4 separate regions of the Homo sapiens genome follow, and all the other regions are linked to region 1. Evidence: chromatin contacts called from ENCODE Hi-C or POLR2A ChIA-PET data. All regions are on one chromosome and are shown on one strand. The core of a region is the stretch at or near the end of the contact, and the rest is flanking DNA. Distances in the headings are between cores, read along the strand shown. Region 1 holds the start of METTL2A (methyltransferase 2A, tRNA N3-cytidine). Region 2 overlaps MRC2 (mannose receptor C-type 2). Region 3 holds the start of MRC2 (mannose receptor C-type 2). Region 4 overlaps TLK2 (tousled like kinase 2).

What was found. A loop is a pair of places that touch in the nucleus more often than their neighbours do. ChIA-PET counts read pairs that join two places held with the same protein, here RNA polymerase II (POLR2A). Pooled maps may share reads with other maps.
Region 2: a loop to region 1 is called in a map of chondrocyte, with 5 times the contacts of the local background. The contact joins the enhancer-like site here to the promoter of METTL2A in region 1. A Hi-C loop is called at or near these places in 1 of 168 maps with a recorded cell type or tissue (chondrocyte), 10 of 37 single-sample maps with no recorded cell type and 11 of 50 pooled maps.
Region 3: a loop to region 1 is called in a pooled map, with 5 times the contacts of the local background. The contact joins the promoter of MRC2 here to the promoter of METTL2A in region 1. A Hi-C loop is called at or near these places in 5 of 37 single-sample maps with no recorded cell type and 6 of 50 pooled maps. POLR2A ChIA-PET finds 5 or more read pairs at or near these places in 3 of 52 experiments (WTC11 and activated CD4-positive, alpha-beta T cell).
Region 4: a map of mammary epithelial cell shows a loop between it and region 1 (6-fold over the local background). The contact joins the enhancer-like site here to the promoter of METTL2A in region 1. A Hi-C loop is called at or near these places in 2 of 168 maps with a recorded cell type or tissue (HCT116 and mammary epithelial cell), 1 of 37 single-sample maps with no recorded cell type and 9 of 50 pooled maps. POLR2A ChIA-PET finds 5 or more read pairs at or near these places in 3 of 52 experiments (PC-3, PC-9 and SK-N-SH).

The regions. Positions count from the first base shown.
Region 1 is chr17:62,420,498-62,425,901 of GRCh38, reverse strand. METTL2A (methyltransferase 2A, tRNA N3-cytidine) reads right to left here and starts at 2,005. Exons shown (of 9, transcript NM_181725.4): 1 at 1,890-2,005; 2 at 1,592-1,683. The coding sequence starts at 1,999. RefSeq lists enhancers at 1,621-1,990, 1,742-2,272.
Region 2 is chr17:62,650,570-62,655,973 of GRCh38, reverse strand. The region is part of intron 1 of MRC2 (mannose receptor C-type 2); the gene reads right to left. Among named protein-coding and RNA genes, the nearest start is that of MRC2, 26 kb to the right of the region's middle. RefSeq lists enhancers at 1,276-1,986, 2,699-3,409, 3,410-4,121. Within about 2 kb of position 3,018, at least 27 of the 41 ENCODE cell types and tissues checked have a DNase peak (open chromatin) inside an H3K27ac peak, as active enhancers do.
Region 3 is chr17:62,625,470-62,630,873 of GRCh38, reverse strand. It overlaps MRC2 (mannose receptor C-type 2), which reads right to left and starts at 3,204. Exons shown (of 30, transcript NM_006039.5): 1 at 2,954-3,204. The coding sequence starts at 3,071. It overlaps LOC107985020 (a long non-coding RNA gene), which reads left to right and starts at 2,824. Exons shown (of 2, transcript XR_001752961.3): 1 at 2,824-3,029; 2 at 3,865-4,437. RefSeq lists enhancers at 1-323, 4,478-4,978, 4,979-5,404 and silencers at 2,575-2,644, 2,845-3,284.
Region 4 is chr17:62,597,639-62,603,042 of GRCh38, reverse strand. TLK2 (tousled like kinase 2) reads right to left here. Exons shown (of 22, transcript NM_006852.6): 18 at 2,223-2,392; 19 at 863-1,001. Among named protein-coding and RNA genes, the nearest start is that of MRC2, 27 kb to the left of the region's middle. Within about 2 kb of position 2,827, at least 2 of the 41 ENCODE cell types and tissues checked have a DNase peak (open chromatin) inside an H3K27ac peak, as active enhancers do.

The DNA.
Region 1 (5,404 bases), core at 756-3,255:
ATCCTACTGAGTAGCTGGGACTACAGGCGCCTGCCACCACGCCCGGCTAATTTTTTGTATTTTTTAGTACAGACGGGGTTTCACCGTGTTAGCCAGGATGGTCTCGATCTCCTGACCTCGTGATCCACCCGCCTCGGCCTCCCAAAGTGCTGGGATTACAGGCATGAGTCATCGCGCCCAGCCAGATGACTTTTAACTATTAAAAAATCCTAGAAGTAGCCAGGTGCAGTGGCTCATGCCTGTAATCCCAGCACTTTGGGAGGCTGAGGTGGGCGGATCACGAGGTCAGGAGATCGAGACCATCCTGGCCAGCACGGTGAAACCCCGTCTGTACTAAAATACAAAAAATTAGCCAGGCGTGGTGGTGCACACCTGTAGTCCCAGCTACTAGGGAGGCTGAGGCAGGGGAATCGCTTGAACCAGGGAGGAGGAGATTGCAGCGAGCTGAGATCGTGCCACTGCACTCCAGCCTGGTGACAGAGCGAGACTCCATCTCCAAAAAAAAAAAAAAAGTATGGACAGTTTAAATGAAGGCTGTTTTTAAGGTGATCATGACAGTCCCAGATTTCAGTTTACTGCTCTTGCCAATTCAGGGGGCCTTGACTAGTGTAGTAGAAAGAATAAAAACCTAACAAATTGAGCAGGACAGTGACAATGGAAGTTGGAATCCACTAAGAAGTGTGTTAACAACTCACAACTCACCTGCTGAATCAACCAAGACTCCCTAAGAAACAGGATTTTAGTTCCACTACTGCTACTACTGACTGCTTACCTCTGGGAAAAGCACTTAATGTCCTGTGGTCCAAGTGTCTTTAACTATAAAAAGAGAATATTGAACCACATGATTTTCAAAATCCCTTTCAACTATTAACTTGCTTTGATCTAGTTGCTGTCAAAATATGCAGGGTGAATGTTTTGTAACTGGAATCTTTTTGTTGTACAGAACTCTTTCAGCGGGTACTAAATTTGTAGTCCTATCTTCAATTGTCTGGAACAATCAGTCCTAGTTTTACTATCTAGGGATATTTTGCAGTGAAATCATCCACCTCTCAAGCAGGGGCCTCCTTTTCTTTGGCCAGACTTATCTCCACTCTGCTGCATCCACCTTTCCTTGACTAAAGCCCTAAATTCTCATAACCATCACACAAGTAATAGACACACAGTCACCAGTCACTAGCCCCCCTCCCAACAATATTTAGAATCTAATCACTTCAATGAAGCTTCAATGGAAAACATCTCCTCATGGAAAATGCAAATCAAGTAAAAAGTACAGGTTCTAAGATGATCGCGTGACCACACAGTTGTCATTGGCTAGCCATATCAACGTGGATCTACTAAACATAATTAAAGACAACATTACCCTCCTCCAAAGTAAAACTATATATAAAAAAACCCTCTACGACTTAAGATTTTGTTACAATGCAGCCCTTTTCTCTCCTTGCTCATCCCCTCCCTGTCCCGCTCTACTCCTGAGATCTGCATCAGGCCAGGAATAAAGGATCTGGGCGGCCGCGGTTCCCTGGCCTCTCCGGGAGGGCGCGTTCGGCAGTACGCTGGCTGTTGATACCAATGAGAGCCCATTTAAGCGCACCTTGTTTCTCCTGGCACACCCGCTGGATACTGTTCTCCTGGACTTTTCTCTCCGCCGCCGCGGCTTGCTCTTCCGACCACTCCACATTGTCCCTGAGAAAATCAAACGGGCAGCTTAGGGGCCTCACGTCCTGGCTGCGGGCAGGGTGAGTCGCTGGCCTAGGAGTTTCTCTCCCCTTGGAGAGTGCCTCGGGTAGGGCAGCTTGACTCGTGGCCGGCGGTCAGGGGCTTTTCGGAGTGCTCCGAGGCGGCGGGACAGAGGGTCAGCGACAGGCCGGGCGAAGGGGCAGAGTGATTACCAGGCATTGTGGTGGAAGACGCGCGCCGGATCTCTCAGGAACCGGCTTCCGAACTGCTGCCTCTTATCGGCGAGGACTGCAGGTGCACCTTCAGGGTAGGAGCCGGCCATGACACCGGAGCCGGAAACACTTTACTTTCCGTAACGTGAGAACTTCCTGCGGACCACGCCCTCTTTCAGAAGACGCGGAGTCTGGGCGGGAAAAAGGGTGGCGGGACAGGGCGGCACTGGAGTCTGGTCCGGGTGGCGCTCGGGAGCTGTCGTTTGGGGCTGTCCCAGGGTTGGCGAAGGGCTCTCTAGGAGAGGGGACCAGGCAGGGGGAAATTCTCCCCGGAGGAGTCGTTTCTCATTGATGAGGTGCTGATGGACGTGCAGGTTAGGCAGAAAGTGGGAGACATTCCACTTGAGACCCAGTTCAATGCTGGGATCCTCTTAACAGGTTCCCCAGCTTCCCTCAAGTTATAAAACAGGAAAAATCTTGAATCATTATAAGAGTTGAGGCTACCTAGTTCCACTGCGGAGCCGATGTCCAGAACTGAAGAAGGTAGCAAGCAGCGGGAAGAAACAGGGCAATTTCCAGCTTCTATATTCAGCTCTTAATAGTGTGGGTGTATATGTATACACAGTGTGTATATATATTTTGGTTGGGGTAGGGGGAGATGGAGATATGAAATTAGAGAACACGAGGCTTAGCAAATCAAATGGAATATCCAAGGACAATTTTTTTTTAAATTATAACCATCTAACCTTTTTGAATCATGCATATTTATTATAATTATCCTTATTAGCACAATTAAGATTGTAATACACACATACAAACAGTTTGTCATAGTAATACATTTCAGCCTTACATTTCTATTTCTAGATCTAACACAAATAGACTCTCAAAAGAATCTAGAAGAAAGTATGTTATAGACATAAGGTTATTTGAGAAGACTTCCAAGAGAAGCATGATGAATACCACTTGGAAAAGAAGGAAAGGGCAGAGACCAAACAAGGACCAGCCCAATACCTCTTGGACTTTATTTAATGTCATAATGTCAGAATAAAGGGAAAGATGAATTTTTTTAAAAAAGGAAAGGGTTAGTGCAGTGCTAGACATAGCACATGGGTAATTAGTACTTTTTTTTTTTTTTGAGACGGAGTCTTGCTCTGTTTCCCAGGCTAGAGTGCAGTAGCCGGATCTCAGCTCGTTATAACCTCCATGTTCTGGGCTCAGGTGGTTCTCCTGCCTCAGCCTCCTGAGTAGCCGGGATTACAGGTGCGCGCTACCACACTCAGCTAATTTTTGTATTTTTAGTAGAGATGGGGTTTCACCATGTTGCCTGGGCTGGTCCCAAACTCCTGACCTCAAATGATCTGCCCGCCTCGGTCTCCCAAAGTGTTGGGATTACAGGCGTGAGCCACCGCGCCCAGCCAGTAATTGTTTATTCCATTGTAAATTCTTTCTGTAGGTAAAACTACGGGGAGCAATGAATGATTCTATACTTTTTCCTCCAAAGAAATGGGAACAAGCTCTAAGCCTCTCTAATCAGGAAGAAAAATACACAAGTTAATAAAAAAAATAGTAAATAAGTTGTACTTCATTTGAAGACAATATGCTTTTGCCATTCTTGTGGTCTTCGGAAACATTTTGAACACAAGCTCCATACCCAGAAACAAGTACAAGGAATTTTTATCTTTTCTCAAGGCCAGCTGTTTGCAGATATGGTGGTTGATTTACATTTATTTCTGGCATCTTGTTTTCTCATCTATGGGCTTTTATTCTCCCCTCACTAAAAGCTGTTAGTGTTCCCAATCAACAGTCCCACTGCATATTTTCTTGCAGACAGCTCATTGTCTTCACTCTAATTTACTATATTAGTTCCAGTGGAGACATTTTAAATGTCAAACAGCTTTGGCCTTTTTTCTGTGAAATGTGCTAAAGTATCCTAAACTTAACTTTATTTTTTATTTTTATTTATTTATTTTTGAGACGGAGTCTCGCACTGTCTACCAGGCTGGAGTGTAGTGGCGTGATCTCGGCTCACTGCAAGCTCCCTATTTCACGGGTTCACGCCATTCTCCTGCCTCAGCCTCCCGAGTAGCTGGGACTACAGGCGCCCGCCACCATGCCCGGCTAATTTTTTGTGTTTTTAGTAGAGACAGGGTTTCACCGTGTTAGCCAGGATGGTCTCGATCTCCTGACCTCATGATCCACCCACCTCGGCCTCCCAAAGTGCTGGGATTACAGGAGTGAGCCACCGCCCCTGGCCTAAACTTAATTTTATACAATTATATTTGATTGGCCTGTAAAACCTATTTTTCGAAGCACCTAAAATAATTTTTCATAAGTTTGACATGGCTGTGAGTTCTCTGGTGTCAGACTTTATACTGGATTGTAGCTTCAGAAACGCCACGTTTCAGAGGAACTAAGGGTCCCTCTGGTGGTAAGTAAGGAGAACTCTTCTAGCTCAGTGGGTGGCATGGGTTTAACGCTTGTAAAGGTTAAAAACTCTCATTCTGGATTATTGCTTTAGGTTGTTAGCCAAGGACAAGGGTAGTTAATTGTGTTTTTTTGTTTTTTGTTTTTTTTTTGAGACGAAGCTCTGTCGCCCAGGCTGGAGTGCAGTGGCATGATCTCGGTTCACTGCAAGCTCCACCTCCCGGGCTCAAGCCAGTCTCCTGCTTCAGCCTCCTGAGTAGCTGAGATTACAGGCCATCGCCACCACACCCAGCTAATTTTTGCATTTTAGTAGAGACGGGTTTCACAATGTTGGCCAGGCTGATATTGAACTCCTGACCTCAAATGATCCGTCTGCCTCAGCCTCCCAAAGTGCTGGGATTACAGGCGTTAGCCACCGCACCCGGCCTTTCTTCTCCTTTTTTTCTTTGAGATAGGGCATCACTCTGTCACGCAGGCTGGAGTACAGTGGCACGATCACAGCTCACTGCAACCTCTGCCTCCCAGGCTCAAGTGATTCTCCCACATCAGCCAACAGAGAAGCTGGGACTAGAGGTTTGTGCCACCATACCCCAATAATTTTTGCATTTTTTGTGGAGACAGTGTTTTGCCATGATGCCCAGGCTGGCCTCGAACTCCTGGTCTTGAGCAATCCGTCTGCCTCGGCCTCCCCCAAGTGCTGGGATTACAGACATGAGCCACTGCACCTGGCCTGTGTTTTCTTATTGCAAAATAGATTTTTTATTATAGAACATTTAGAAGATATCGATAAAACAAAAGAAAATACTTCTTCCCACCATTAATTTGACTCATTAACGCTTTGGCTTATATCATCCCAGTTCTTTCTTTCTAATTTAGTTATGTAAGTGACTTTACATTAAAATAGTTTCAGAACAAAATGCTTTGTGCTTTTTTTTTTAAACAATTACATTCATCTGGCTGGGCGCAGTGGCTCACACCTGTAATCCCAGCACTTTGGGAGACCAAGGTGGGTGGATCACGAGGTCAGGAGTTTGAGACCAGCCAGACCAAGATGGTGAAACCCCCGTCTCTACTAAAAATACAAAAATTAG
Region 2 (5,404 bases), core at 1,769-4,268, 230 kb before region 1:
AGGCAGTAGTGAGCTATAATCACGCCACTGCATTCCAGCCTAGGAATCAAAAGAAGATACAGCCTCTGCCCTCATGCGTTTATAATGAAGCTGGAGAGGCTGAACTCATGAAGCAATCCATGGAAAAGTTTAAGTCTGCACGGTTGGGGGTGAAGGTGATAGATAGAAATGAACTTTCCAGATAAATGAAGTGTGATAGAAATATTTCTTTCTTTCTTTTTTTCTTTTCTTTTTCTTTTTTTTTTTTTTTTTAAAGAGACAGAGTTTCGTTCTGTTGTCCAGGCTGGAGTGCAGTGGCATGATCATAGCTCACTGCAGCCTTGAATTCCTGGGCTCAAGTGATCCTCCCACCTAAGCCCCCAGAATAACTGGGACTATAGGCATGCACCCCACCATGCCCAGCTAATTGTTGTTTGTTTGTTTGTTTGTTTTGAGATGGAGTCTCGCTCTGTTGCCCAGGCTGGAGTGCAGTGGCGCGATCTCGGCTCACTGCAAGCTCCTCCTCCAGGGTTCACACCATTCTCCTGCCTCAGCCTCCCGAGTAGCTGGGACTACAGGCGCCCGCCACCATGCCCGGCTAATTTTTTTGTATTTTTAGTAGAAACGGGGTTTCACCATGTTAGCCAGGATGGTCTCAATCTCCTGACCTCGTGATCTACCCACCTTGGCCTCCCAAAGTGTTTGTGTTTGAGACGGAGTCTGCTCTGTTGCCCAGCCTGGAGTGCAGTGGAGCGATCTCCACTCACTGCAGGCTCCACCCCTGGGGTTCATGCCATTCTCCTGCCTCAGCCTCCCGAGTAGCTGGGACTACAGGCGCCCGCCACCACGCCCGGCTAATTTTTTTGTATTTATAGTAGAGACAGGGTTTCACCGCATTAGCCAGGATGGTCTCGATCTCCTGACCTCGTGATCCGCCTGCCTCGGCCTCCCAAAGTGCTGGGATTACAGGTGTGAGCCACCGCACGCAGCCCCAGCTAATTGTTTTTACTTTTTGTAGAGACGGAGTCTTGCTTTGTTGCCCAAGCTGATCTTGAACTCCTGGCCCCAACCTCCTGATCCTCCTACCTTGGCCTTCCAAAGTGCAGGATTTCTAGGTGTGAGCCACCGTGTCTAGTTTGATAGGAATATTTCTGATGTAGTCCACACTTCTTGTTTCTCAGACATCCAGGTCATCACCTGGGAAACATGCCTGTGCTCATGGGCAACTGGGTTTTAAAGCAATTTGCCCTACATTGAGTAACCCATCTCCTTCCTCCTTGATGGTCACTGAGGCCTCCTCTCCCGTCCTGTCTGCTTCAAGGCACACAATGCTTTGGTGAAGTCGCGAGGCTGAGTGCAAAGGCTTGACAACAGTTTGTGTCTCTGGAGCAAAACCCTCAGCTGTTGCTGCAGTTTCCCCGGACTCAGCCCATCCACAGAGGCAGCCAGAGGTCTGACCTCAGATAAGACGGCTGCTCTCCACAAGACATCACAGATGAAGGAGGCAGATGAGAAGTTAATTCTAGCATGGTGCCTGGCATGCAGCGGACTCTCAACAAATATGTGTTGAATGAGAGGCATGTCACATAAAACCCTGAAAGGCACAAGCAGAGACAAGGACAAGGAAGGCATTCCAAGGACAAGGAAGGCGGTCCAAGCTGCCCAACCGCAGGAGCAAAGGCTGCAGGCAGGAACGCAGGGCCCAGCGACCACCTGGCTTAGCTCCTGGAAAGCTGGGGGCTGGAGGACAGCTGGCCAGCCCTGGAGGGGACTCAGTTCCATCCCTGAGGGCATGGCAGGGTGGCCTCCAGCCTCTGAGCCTCTCTCCCTTCACTGCCCCTCCCCAGGCCACGCAGAGGCGAGGGGTCATCCCAGGGAGAGCCAGAGGCCGCCTGAAAGGGCCGCCAGCCAAGAGGAGCAGCTGTTTTCAATGAGCTGCTTAACCTCCAGGCCAGGCCTGGAAATGTCCTTGAGTCAGCAGAAGCTGCCAGCCCCACCCTGCTAAGAGGCCAACCCTGGGGACCCAGCACCCCACCCTGCACCACCCCTGGCTAGAGACTGTGTCCACGTACATGCATGCACATTAGATCCTGGGCTGGACGAGGGGGGCATTGCTTCCATGGAGGACGGGGGTTACATGATATCGAAGCCCAATACCCCGCCCAACTGTGCAACATCCCCACCGACATCCTGAACCATGGTGGGTTTCCCTCTACCGGCCACCTTCCCCTTTTCACACCCTCCTCCCTCCTCCCCAACAGCCCCTCCATCCCAGCCAGGCCAAACTGCTTTCCTCCCACAGCTTAAAGTGCTTGTGCCTAAAACCTACACACACAGTCCCAGTGTTGCGCTGTTGCTGTCACAGGCCACCCTTTGTAGAGCAGTGGCGGGCTTCCCCCACCAGTCATTTCCAGAGATGCTTTTCTCCCCACTTCAAATCTCTGTGCTGCAGACTGTGATATCCTGTGTTCTAGGAAGACATTAAATCACACTCTGGCAGGGAATGGGTGGAGAGGTGGGACTGTCCCTCCACCTACTAAATGCAGGCGGTGGTGGGGAAGGCGACTGTCACCTTTCCCGCGGTTTTGCTGATCCTCCAGACCCCGCCCCGGGGGTGGGGGCGGGGGTGGGGGTAATGCGGGCTGAGTGGAAGCTAGCCCCGCCCCTGGGGTTCTCTGGGAAGGCAAATCCTCACCCGCGCTGGCCTTCCCCTTCGCAGTGTCATGGTGTTTGATCTCATCCCCTGCTGGCTTTTGTCTTAGACCAAAGCATCACAGTATTTTCGGCCAGTCCTCCCCCAGGCCCCCCTTGCCGGAGGAACTGGAGAGCGGCCGCGCTACAGCAAGCAGCAATCGCTCTCGCCTCCAGCCTCTGCTCCGGGCAGCGCCCGGCCCTTTCCTCCCACTGGCTCTTCCTCACCGGGGGTCACCAGGCCTGGATCCCCAGAGTCCGAGCATCCCGGGGGCGGGCACACCTTGACCCCTTTCTCCCCCAACCCAGTGCCCAGGATCTGGGGCTCCCAGATCCACCTGCTCTTGGAGTTCCGAGTCTTCTCTGCTTCTGCTCCCAAGGGGCACCCCTGCCCCCGCCATCGTGCGCCCCCAACTCCAAGGAGCGCCCCTCCCCAAGCCACCGTTCGCCCTCAATCTGCGGCACGCCCCTCCCCCCGCCACCGTGTGCCCCTCCCTCCACCGAGCACCCCTCCCCCTGCCATCGTGCACCCCCCCAAGCGGCGCCACTTCCTCTGTCACCGTGAGCCCCCTCTCCACTGGGCGCCCCTCCCTCCACCGCCGTGCGCCCCTCAATCTGTGGCACTTCCCGCTCCGCCGCCTCCCGCCCAGCTAGACAAATGCCCGGTCTGCGTGGCCGCTGCCCCTGGCGCCGTCTGCTAGCCCGCAGCCAAAATAAACAGCCCAAGAGCCACTTCCTTCCCCGTGGGGGGAATTTTCACAACGACGGCTGGCTCCAGTCGCGGCAGGAAGTGGCTTTCTGGGCCAACGATCCAACCTCATTGACCAGGCCGCTGAGGGCAGAATTCGGGAATGGGACCCGGAGCGCGGGGGCGGAGGCAGAGCCTCGCCGTGGCCACGCGATCACTTGTGCCCTCGCGGGGACCCCATCGCCGACAGCGGCCACCACTCCATAACGCAGGTGCGGAAGGCCTCTGCCGAGCCACACCTGTTCATTTCTCCGTGCGGGGGTGTTGTGCGCCTGCCCTTTCTTAAAATCATGGACAGGTTAGGACTCCACGCCTGGTTGATTGAGGACGAACCAGTGAGTGACTGCGTGACTTTATTAGGAGACATCCATACGAATTTGGGGGAAAGCATTTTTTTAAAATGTAGTTTTGACAAAGTGTCTACAAGGTGTGTGGGGTGGGGAGTAACCGAAAGCGGAAATATTACACGTGCCCCTCTGGTTCATTGAAGAGTCAGCAGAAATGAAGAAAATCTTTGGGCCTTTCTGTAATTTACAATTTTCCATAGTGAAAATTTATGTTTTCTGACTTAAAAGAAAAAAACAACTTAGATACCCCCCCACAAACAAAAGAAATGTGTAGCAAAATGTATTCAACCAGAATGATTAGTTCCTGAGAAACTGAGGTTTAAAATATTAACAGTCAGGCAGGGCGCGGTGGCTCACGCCTTTAATTCCAGCATTTTGGGAGGCCGAGGCAGGTGGATCACTTAAGGCCAGGAGTTTGAGACCAGCCTGGCCAACATGGTGAAACTCCATCTCTAATAAAAATACAAAAATTAGCTGGGTATGGTGGCAGATGTGGTGGTGTATGCCTGAGGAGACTGAGGCAGGAGAATTGCTTGAACCCGGGAGGAGGAGGTTACAGTGAGCCCAGATCGCACCACTGCACTCTAGCCTGGGGGACAGAGTGAAACTCGTCTCCGTAAAGAAGGAGAAAAAAATTAACTTTCAATTCAATTTCTTGGTAATGGTCTTTCAAGTAACACTTGACAAAAAAGGTAGAGATTCCCAACAACCTGCACTGGAGGTTTTCACTGGCCAAGTGCCCACTGAGGACCCAGGCTCTGCCCCTGGCTTCTCCATGCCCTGGACCTTTGCCTGGCATGAGTCTGAGCTTGTGAAAGATGTTTGTCGGCCGGGCGCAGTGGCTCACGCCTGTAATCCCAGCACTCTGGGAGGCCGAGGTGGGTGGATCACGAGGTCAAGAGATAGAGACCATTCTGGCCAACATGGTGAAACCCTGTCTCTACTAAAAGTACAAAAATTTGCTGGGCGTGGTGGCGTTCGCCTGTAGTCCCAGCTACTTGGGAGGCTGAGGCAGAAGAATTGCTTGAACCCAGGAGGCGGAGGTTGCAGTGAGCCGAGATCGCACTACTGCACTCCAGCCTGGCGACAGAGCGAGACTGCGTTTAAAAAAAAAAAAAAAAAGATGTTTGTCAAATGACAGAATGACTGTGAATGGAGGGATCTTAGAATTCATCTTGCCAATCGTTTAGAACGGGAAACTGAACACAGAAAGGTTAAGTGACTTGTCCAGGGATGTTCAAGGAACCTGGACCATGGCCTTTCTATTAGGTCTAAACCTCATCAGAGTCCTAAACAGCACTGTGCCAGTATTTGCTTCTCTAGGCAAATCATATCATTTACGTCAATACCGACAATGAAATGGCAAGTTAGTGATCATTACACCAGCACCACAAGCATGAACCAGGCCTGCCCCCGGCAAACTGGGACCTGTGGTCACCCTGCGCTTGTAAAAAGAGACACAAAGAATGCCAGGCATTAACCATGCGCGTCCAGGCACCAGACAGTGGGTTCCAAGGCTTTTCATTAATCCTTATAACAACCCTCAGATGTAGGCAAAATTCTGATCTGCACTTGACAGATGAGGAAACTGAGGTATTAAATAACTGAGAGATTAACATCTTGATAACACAGTTAATAA
Region 3 (5,404 bases), core at 1,955-4,454, 200 kb before region 1:
TTTCCGAACCCCACGACTCAGCAGAAGCTGGGCCAGAAGTGTAGGGAGCTGGTCTGGCTGACTCTGGTCAGAGCCCCAAGTACCCGATGCCACCCTCCCTGTCCTTTAGGCAGCACCGACCTTCCCCACAGGAAGATTTCCTGAGGTCTCCTCACCCCATGGCCTTGAGACTTGATCCCTGGAGCTCCCAGAAGCCCCTTTCCCAGCAACTATCCCCTCATTCCTCTGCTCGGAAACCTCCAAGGGTCCCCTGGGGTTCCCCACAGCCAGCTTGCAGGTCCCATCCCCATTCTGGCCTCCCAGGCACCTCTTTCACTCAACCTTCTCCCCGGCCCAGCCAGCAAGCTTCCACATCATCCCCAGAAGAGCCCAGCCTGGTGGCCCCTTCCTGCCTCTCTCCAGACAGCCTTGGCCACCCTTTGGCCCATACGGTCTCTCCTGCCTCCAATCTCCAGACGGGAAGCATCCACACTCCAGCCTTTCACTTACTAGGGGTGTGACCAATGTAAATGATCAGACCCCTCTTAGCCTTCATTTCCTGAACTGCAAAAATGGTCCAACAATAACCATCTCCTTGGGTTGTTATCAAAATGAAATGGGAACTTGCACATGAAGGGTTGAGCGTGGGTCTGGGCAGGCAGGCATCCCACCAATGGCATTCTGCCCCCTACGCAGTTCACTGTTCCACGTTTCATTCTCCCACACGATTTTCTTTTTCCAGAGGATGCATCTTACACTCTTCTCTACCTTCCCTCCTCCCCAAGAACTTGGCTCAAGGCTGAGCAAACTGCATGCTCCAGAAATGCGGTAATATGGCAACTAACAAAGAGGACTCCTTCCAGTGACAGTCTCCGCGGGCCACTCCACCAAGGTGGAGAAAAGATGGATTCCACCATCACGCACCAAGAAGGCACTGCCGCCTCGCTGCCCCTGCCCCGTGCTCTGGGCACACAGGGCTCCCCCATGGTGGTCAGGAAACTGCCCACACGCAGCCCCTGCCCTGCCTGGCATAAGCCTCGCCCCCAGCAGCACTGGCCTGCCACACCCTACCTCCCACATGCATTTCCTGGGCTATTTGGTCTCTGGTGCTGGTGAATTCCTCCCAACAACAACGTAATTCACCAGGTACTAGGGGCTGCCAGCTCTTCGGGCAAGGAATTCGGCCCAGAGGCTCTGAACAGGCTTCCCAGGGTAGGGCCCAGTGGAATTTGGCAGGGCAGGGGCAAGCGCACTCTGTGCAGAGGGCACGGTTCCGAGGGAAGGAACCTGCAGCAGCTCCATCCTCCTCCTGCTCAGCTGCTGCTGGAAGACCTCACACTGCCTGCCACCCAGATCCAAGCCTCCTCAGGGTGTGGTCAATGCAGTGCCAACGGGAAGGGGACCCTCTGAGGCTATTCATCCCTGGACACAGCCCCAGGGAGGGCCAGGCACAGAGACCAGGAGGAGGAGGGACACTCCAGGCGTCCTTGTCCTCCCTGACCGGGCCTCTCACCAGGCACTTCCAGCCCCCTCTATGAAAAGCTCCAGGGGGAAAGGCCGAGTCAGCACTCTGGCCACAACTCTCTCCCAGGGCCTGGCTTTAAAGTGTGCTCTGGAGCTCTGGGAATGGCCATCCTCCCCACCCCTTCCCACCGCCTGCCTCCTGAGGCCCTGCGCAGAGGAGCAGAGGAAGGCAGGAGTGCGAGGAGGTAGGGGAACTGCCTGTGAGGCCGCCCTGCAGTGGGTTAGGGGGTTACCCGGCCTGGTTTGTGTCTGTCCCACATTCAATGCCAGGTGGGCCCAGAATTGCCCCGGGGGTCTCCGGTTGGTGTGAATGTGGGTCACCGTGGCCCCCACCTTTCCCATCTGGCAGATATGTGTCTTGTGCCTACGTCACGCCAGGCCAACCCAGCAAGCACGGGCCAGGCTGGAGGCCCCAGACTCTCCAGGGGGCTGTCTGGTCCTTGCACAAAACTGCAGACACTGCACGGACTGTCCCCATCCCCCAATTAAACAGCCAGCAGGACCAAGCTGGGCCGGGCGATTCCCCCGGTCACTCCAGACACCCCCACCCCCACTCCCCCAGGAAGTGGATCTTTCCTTTCAACTCTTAGATTCTTGGCGAGGGATCTGTCTGTCCCCACACTTCACTGTTACCCCTGAATAAGGAGCAGGAAGAGAATGGCACAGTTTTGGGGTTTTCTGATTTTTGTTTTGTTTCCTGTTCGTTGGGTTTTAAAATCTTTAGCAGCTCTTTTGCCGCTCAAGGTCTGTCCCCTCTGGAGGGCCACTAGTGTGCCCAGAGCTGCCCACGCTACGCAACATCACAGCACGGCGGCGCCCAGCCTGTTGCTGCGTCCCAGTGGCAGGAGCCTCCTCACAGGGCTGCCGAGCTCACGCGGGGCGGATGCCGCGCGCCACAAGCCTCCTTGAAGACTAAGTGTGGAAAAGAAAATATCAACGCCCACGAGATGCAGGGGGCGGGGGGAAGGTGGGGGAAACGAACCCTCGCGGATAGTTGGAAAGCCGTCCTAACGCATCAGTCCTGGGGCAGAGCGAGGAGACTGGGCCCGGGAACTCCCGGACAGAGAGCCCTGGCTCCCCGGGCGCGCCCTGCAGGTCCCCTGCCGAGGACGGGCCGGCGCCGGGTGGTCCGGGAGCGCGGTGCGCGGGGGTCCTCAAGAGCCCACCCGCTTCCTCCTAGGCTGCTGGAGTCCCCCGGGCTCCCCTCCCCCGCCGCCCGCCACATCTGGTTCCACTCAGGTCCTCCCCCACCTCTAGGCGCGCTCCTCCTCCCCTCTCCTCCCCCGCTTTCAGAAAAGCGGAGACGAGTTTTAAAAACCCAGTCACACACACACGCACACACGCTTCTGGAGAAAAGAGGGGGGAAAAGGAGGGAAAAGTCGAGAGCGGCCCGCGCCTCGGCGCTCCCCCCGCCCGGGCCCTGAAGTTGGCCAAGTTGGCAGCGCCTTACCCGGGAGGGCGGCGTCCCCAGGGGCGCCGGGACGGCCGAGGTGCAGGCACCCGAGGAGCAGGACGCAGCGCAGCAGGTGACGAGGCCAGGGCGCGGGGGCCGGCCGGCCGGGCCCCATCCCCGAGCGCGGCGCTCAGTGGACGCGGGGACCGAGGGCGCACAGGCGCAACGCGCTGTGGCAGCCCCGAGGCTGGGCTGTGATGACCGCCCGCAAGGGGCTCGCGTCCTCCTCCGGGTCGGGACGAAGTGATGCCTCCCGGGGAGGAGGAGGGAGGAGGCAGCCCGGGCGGAGGGAGGGCGGAGGGAGGAGCGCAGAACCGGGGAGGAGGGTTCGAGGGGTAGAGGGGAAGGGAAGTGGGCAGCGTGGGAGGGGAAGGGGAGGAGGCGCGGGTCTGGGGCTAGAGCGTCGGGAGGGAGAGAAAGGGGTGGCGGAGAGGAGGACACGCCGGGTCCAGGAGGACCCCAGCGTGCGCCCTTTCTCTTGCTGCTCTGTTTCCCAGTCTCTCCCCGCCTCGCCTTCCCTCTCTTCTGTCCCGGCCAGGATCCCCAGACGCTGCGTCACAACTCCCCCGCTGGCGCGGGCGGGGAAGCAACTGCAAAACTTTCCGCAAACTTCACGGCGTGGTGGGACCTGGGCTACGAGGTCCGGCCAGCCCGGGGCGGGGGCGTGCAGCTGACCCAGGTGGCCAGACCCGGGCCGCCAGCATCCGCCCCGCCATCCCGCCTCTTTCTGCGGGCGTCTCCAGCAGCCTAGCATCCCCTACCTCCATGCCGAGGAGGACCCCTCCCCCGGTCTGGTGGGGAAGGGGCGGAGCCCAGGGCCTGGCCACCAGGGCGAAGATTGGGGGAGGGGGAGGCAGAGCCCTTGTTACGTGTGCGGAGCGCAACAATTCTTGCACGTCTTGTTTTAGCATTTTCGTGACCCCTGTGTCAGTGTTCCCGGTGCAGGAGTGTAGCACTTTTGCTTGTTGGGGCTGCATCCAGAAACCTGGGGAAAATCTGTCCACTGGACGTCTCAGAAGACCGGCATCATCACTCCCACCAACTGGACTGCTGGCCGGTAGCAAAAGACCAGCTGGAAATTTCATAAAAGGTTAGACAATCCACAGTTACTCAGTGTTACGCAACAGGTCTCTGCAGCACAGAGCACGAACTGGGGAGTCAGGATGCTGGAGTCCAGCCCTGCCTCTCTGCGGATTCCCTGCCTGACCTTGGGAAAGCCTCTTGGGGTCTCGGGGCATAGGGCAGGACTGAGACGTTGAGACCCCAAGTGCAAAGAAGACACATTTCTCCTACCACGAGTAATCAAAAACACTATGAAACTGTAATATGGGCCGGGTGCGGTGGCTCACGCCTGTAATCACACTTTCGGAGGCCGAGGAGATTGAGCCCAGGAGTTGAAGACCAGCCTGGGCAACATAGGCAGATCCCATCTCATTTTGTTAATATAAAATTTTTAAATAATAATAAAACTGTAATATAAATTGTATTGTTTCCTATCTTGTCCACCTTGGTATGTTTTTTGGAAATAAATTCAATTTTTTTCCTTTTTATTCCTCCTATCTTGGGTAAATGTTTCCCCAACTCTGCAGTGGGGGTGTTGGGTCAGAAATGCTCACTCGTCTCTTCCCATCTCTGTCAGGCTGAGGCTCTTGGTAAACAGTCCAGTGGTAATAGAGCCTCGAAGCAAGCCCCCACTGAAATCCCCTAGAGGCCCCTGGAAAGGGTCCCATTAGCCACCCTTTGGTTAGCAGCCAGACCAACAAAGCCCCTGCACTCCACGGCTAGCTTCAGCAGGTCCGACAGGGCCAGGTCCCTTCTGGTGGCTGTGGCTCCACTGCCCCTTGGGACATGTCTTCTTGGTGTGGCATGTTCTGGGATCTCAGTCCTCTGCACACAACAGGCCATGCTGGAGCTGCCTCAGAGGTCCCCCTCTTGGCCTTCCCTCTTGCACAATCCTGTAATCTCTGAAGGATTTAAGGATTTGCCGGCTAAGCTGCTCTCTCGCTCTCAGAACACAGGATACTCCTTCCCCTGAAACAGGGCTGGATTCCCCCTTCTCCAGCAGCTTGAGTAGGTTTCGGCGTTTCCTGCTGGCCTTCCCTCCTACTATCAGTGGCAGGACAGAAGCCCACCCCTTGACATCACCAGCGCAGAGCATGAGGCCAGAGAGCCCACCACTTGCCGGCACCAGGTCCCGCCATGCCGGGCACACAGGAGGTGTGCTCTCGTCTCTTCACCCACCGGCTCAACAAGCACCGACTGCTAGCCCTGTGCTAGCTGCTAGAGAAAGAGAGATGGGCAAACACAGTTGCAGCCCTAGAGGAGCCTCATTTAGTGGGGGAAAATAAACGTTTTGCCATATTCCAGGCAAAGAAGACGCAAGGGCTGAGGAGCACAAAAGTGTGCTGCTCTCGCAGGGACAGAGGTTGGTTCAAGCTTCTAAGGCCC
Region 4 (5,404 bases), core at 1,578-4,077, 180 kb before region 1:
CTTGCAACTCTTGAAGCAAATCCCTCATCCCATTAAGCCAGGAAGAGAGACTTGTATTTGGACTAAAAAAAACTGGGGGCCATTCTTTATATACACCAATATGTGGCTTGTGTGACCACCTCAAAATGGAAGAGGAAGCTTTATTAACACACTTTTACAACCATAGAGTTAAAGGCCTGAGTTTCAGGTATCTTTTATGGTTCTAATGGCCAAAGGTAATAGTAGGCAGAAATAGAAGCATAAAACTGGCAGGCAGAGGTAGCTTGGGTGCGGGTGGCTAGGGGAAGACAGGTGACAAGAGATGTGAAGAAATGTGCCTCAAAAACTTTTAGATCATGGCTAACAGACATGGATAAACTTCTGGTAAATTGTAGTCACTTTTTCCTGTATAGATTTCATATGCGCTATAGTTATGTTTCATCCTGATCTTCATAACTCCCTACAGTCCAACATCCTCAGGCAACTCTTGAGACAAATCCCTTATCCCATTAACCCATGAAGAGAGACCTGTATTTGGACGGAAAGATTTTGGGGCCATTCTTTATATACACATGAGCAACCTTGTTCTCTACTGACTTGCAAGGCCAACTCTGTACAAAAAACATACATTTCAAATACCTGGACACATATAAGCTCTCTTTCTTAAGGATTTTCAAGAAAGGAAAGAAAAATTAAGACAAATTAATATAAATACCAAGAGTCAAACTGTTGAAAAGACAGTAATGATTTGGGGAGAAAGTCTGCTTTGGTTTATGGCATTTTTGCCTAGCAGATAGCATACAGCAATTAATTCATTATCAACACTTCAGCATAGCAGAGCCACATCTCTATAGCCAACCTGGCAGAGCTCCTGGATACCTACCAATAAGTACCAGCACCTTGTGATGTTAGCTCCATGCCATCCACTGAATTGTAGCTATCATCATCCATGATCTTCGAAAGACCAAAATCTGTAATTTTTATCTCTCCACACGCTGTACCATTTACTAAAAGAATATTACCTAAAAAATAAAAACCTTCATGAATAAGCAGAGACTTACTGATTTAAGAGAAAAACCCAAAGTAATAGCAGATAAGAAGGGGACAACTGAACTCAAACTCTTGCAAAAGCAAACATCCAAATCCTGGGAATCAAGCAATCTGGACTCTGGATACTCAGGGAGAGTCCTCAGCATCTGCTGAAACTTCTATTTTCCAAGAATCACCTGCTTAATGTGCCAAAACCACCACTATGATGAGCTCTGGAAATAAAAATAACTGGCCAAAGTAAAATACCCTTGTTCACTTGGTCAAAACTGATGGGAAACTTTCATCTGAACTTTCAGTGAGGATCTCTAAACTACCCTGTTTAGAACAGCACTTGGGGTGTGGGGGAGGAATCAAAGAAACCATGTAAGGAAACCAAAGCTAGCACCACAGCACCGCCTACAGCTCCCATTGCAGGAAAGTGTTGAATTCAGTTATGGAAAATTCATTCACAAAATAGCCATCTTTTAAAAAATTTCTTCATCATAATTAATGTTTTAGTCATCTGAATTGTATTAGAACATTAGAGAATAGTCAATGAGACGCAATATGCACCTACCAGAAGAGTAAAGCAAAGTTTACAATTTTGCAACACCAGAAGGTAAATGTGGACCATCTTCCTAATGCCCAAGCTAAGCTGTTAGAGTTGTCTATAGAACTATGCAGATTTCTAAAACACAGCTGAAGATAACAATAAAAAATAGAGGTAAGGACTCTAGCTGCCCTGTACTCTTTGCTGATGAACATCAAAGCTAGATAATAACCATACAAAAAGATGAAAAATTCTGCTTGAAATTTATTGAAATGGGAGGCATATAAGTAAAAATAAGTTATTAATTTGGGGGCTCTTATCAAAGAGACCTGAAGCAGAGGGACTGTTATGTAGTAGGAGTCATGGGAAAAAAACAAAACTGAACTTGCTGCAACAGTTCTTTCTTAATGAGACTTACATCATGAACTGCCCTGGCTCCAAAGATAAAGGTATTGTTTCTCCAGAGTATTTAATCCAACACGCCCTCCTAAACCCAGTGCTGCTTGGCCAGGACTCTTTTTTCCCACACCTACCCAGGCAATCAAAAGTCAGATGTTATTAGCCTTTCTTGGCTGCTGTGAAATTCTCTAACTTTATCAAATTAAAAGTCACTTATAAGACCAAAGAAAACCCACTAATACTGTCTCCTAAAAGTTAGACATACCTGGTTTGAGGTCATAGTGTATGATGGGAGGTTTTATTTCATTTAAGTACTTTAAAGCATTCACAATCTGCATGATAATGGACCGGGCCTCTTTCTCCGACATTAATTTGTGCTGTTTCAGGTAGAAGTCCAGATCATTTCCCTCACAGTATTCTAATACTGTACAAAACCTAAAGACAAATAAACCAATATTTAACCATGGAATAAGAGCAAGCAGATTAACACTACCTAAATTAGTCCCATGTGAAAACTTCAGGTCATCAGCTTCTCACTCCTTTCTTCTTTGTTCCTTAAAATACTCTTCAATTGTTTATTCAGTATTAGCTGAGGGGTTTCTGGTAAGAAACTGCTTATTCTCTTGAAGAGTTTCCACACCCTCAATGTTGGAATCTGTTGTGCTCAAGTTCACCCATGGCAGACCTCTTCTTGAGTCTAGACTATAAGAATACTGATAAGAACTATAATGTATTTAAGCTAGGTATCTTCTTGGAAGGGGCTCCTTTACACACCCATGCCACACATCCACGTCTAAACAACCAGAATGTGATCAAGTACACAATTCTCTCTTTTTTTTTTTGAGACTCCGTCTCACTCTGCTGCCTAGGCTGGAGTGCAGTGGCGCAATTTTGGCTAGGTACACAATTCGCACTGCAAACATTTTATATAACCCTGAGTGCTGGCAATGAGTAAGAATCTAGAGTTTGCCCACGTCCCAAAAACTGACTGCATACTACGTCTTCTGACAGCTTGGCACAATACTGCACTACAATTTCTCTTAAACACAAGGTGTAAAAGAGCTTGTAAAGTATAGTATCTATGGTTCTAACAAAAGTATGTGGGTTCTCTTTCCTTCCCTTATGTCAATATGTCATACAGACCCATACATAAAACCATATGCCATTGGTGGCATCACAGGTCACGTGTCTATCTTCCAAGGCATTATACTCTGAAGTAAGGTGTCCTGAACTGTTTGAATATTCCTGAGGGATGAATACGTTTTGAAGTTTTCTAAGTTGTGACAATGTGGGTGTATCAGTCAGTTTAGCCTGGAAAAAAAAACCACCTGAACATTTAAAACAGAGAGACTTTAATTCAGGGAACTGATCATACAGATGATGGAAGAGCTGAGAAGACAAACTGGTCAGTGAGGCACCCTAGAGATCATCTACAGCAGGAAGCCATTAGCACCCTCAGGCAAGCAGGCCAGAAGGGAGGAGATGGTGAAACCAGAACCCAGGGTCATCAGGGGAAACTAGAATTGCGGGGAGGGAGAGGAGGTGGAGACCCCCTCCCATTTCTGCCTTCCCATTGGCTGAAACCAACAGAACACCAATGGACACATGGGCCTGATAAACACAGCCTACACGGGCTAACCCCCCAAAGATACAGAGCAGCGAAAGGGCGAGGAACAGAACTGAGAGCAAACAGACTCAGGTCTAGCGCTATGGGCCACTGAGCAATTTGAGGCCTTCATAAAGCACTGCAATTGAACATGGACACACATGGTCCTGTGGACACCACAAACTGAACAATATCTTATGTATCTTAAGAAACATGGCAGGGCATGCTAACACCCTATTTGAAAACAAATGTCTGCTGTAATCCCAGCAATTTGGGAGGCAGAGATGGGTGGATCACTTGAGGCCAGGAGTTTGAGACCAGCCTGGCCAACATAGTGAAACTCTGTCTCTACTAAAAATACAAAAAATTGGCCAGGTATGGTGGCGCATGCCTGTAATCCCAGCTACTTGGGAGGCTGAGGCAGGAGAATTGCTTGAACCCATGAGGTGGAGGTTGCAGTGAGCCAAGATCATGCCACTGCACTACTGCCTGGGCAACAGAGCAAGACTCCATCTCAAATAAAATAAAATTAAAAAAAGAAATGTCTGAAATTTATAGATTCCTCTGATCTGAGATTCTGAAATCTGAAATATAGACTCATGCTCAATGGAATGATTCTTTCACCCAAATGCAAGTTGAAAATAAAGCCTCACTTTCAGCCAGGCGCGGTGGCTCAAGCCTGTAATCCCAGGACTTTGGGAGGCCCAGGCGGGCGGATCACAAGGTCAAGAGTTCAAGACCAGCCTGCCCAGCACGGTGAAACCCTGTCTCTACTAAAAATACAAAAATTAGCCAGGCATGGTGGCGTGCATCTGTAATCCTAGCTACATGGGAGGCTGAGGTAGGAGAATCGCTTGAACCTGGGAGGTGGAGGTTGCAGTGAGCCAAGATCGCACCACTGAACTCCAGCCTGGGCAACAGAGTGAGACTCCATCTCAGGAAAAAAAAAAGGAAAACAACCAAAACAAAAGAAAGAAAAGAAAATAAAGCCTCACTTTTAATACCCAAACAATTCTCAGAAGATGTTCTAAAAATCATGGTCTGACTTATTTTTGGTGAAAATTCATCATACATACAATAGGAAGAACAAAGTAATCAACTCAAGAATAGTATAGAACCAACTCAATTTCTCACATTAGTTAAAAGTGTGTATACAATTCAAAACAGCAGATAATTTGAGCCTGATATTTAACTTTGAAATAGTTCTTGAACTTAATAGTTCAGAGAGGGGGGTCTACCTAGTATTCAAGAAATTTGCTCAAGGCAAAACAGTAATGTCATGCCCCGCCCCTTGTTTCCCAATCCTGCCTTCTAACTAGATCTTTTTAAAAAAATTCCACTCCACGTGAAACACACATGGCTAAGCTCAGTGCCAGGGCTACCCAAATGAGAAGAAATCCCTGAGAGAATGGCCCAGGTCATGTTTCCAAAGGGAATTATAGTCCTCTTTGGGGTTATTTCTAAATGTAAGGCAGCTGTCTGCACAGCCATATCTGAGACTGTTGGCTAGAACAGACCAAAACTCCTAGAATTACCCTGGGAGGCTGAGGGAACCTGAAGTCTAGACCTAGGGTATATTCTGATTCAGTTCAGACTTCTACAGAGAAACATTTCCAAATGCTGAGATATATCCAGCTAAACTGCTGGATAAACCCAGAGGCACGGGAGGTTACCTATACCAAGTAACAAAATATAGCAATGCCCACAATTAATAACTATCTCAGACAAGTTATTTAACTTCTCTGGTCCTCAAAATCCACCTATAAAATGAAAAGGCTGGACTCTGAGATCCCTTCCTATTCTAACATCCTATAAGCCTATGAGCCTGTATTTCAACATGT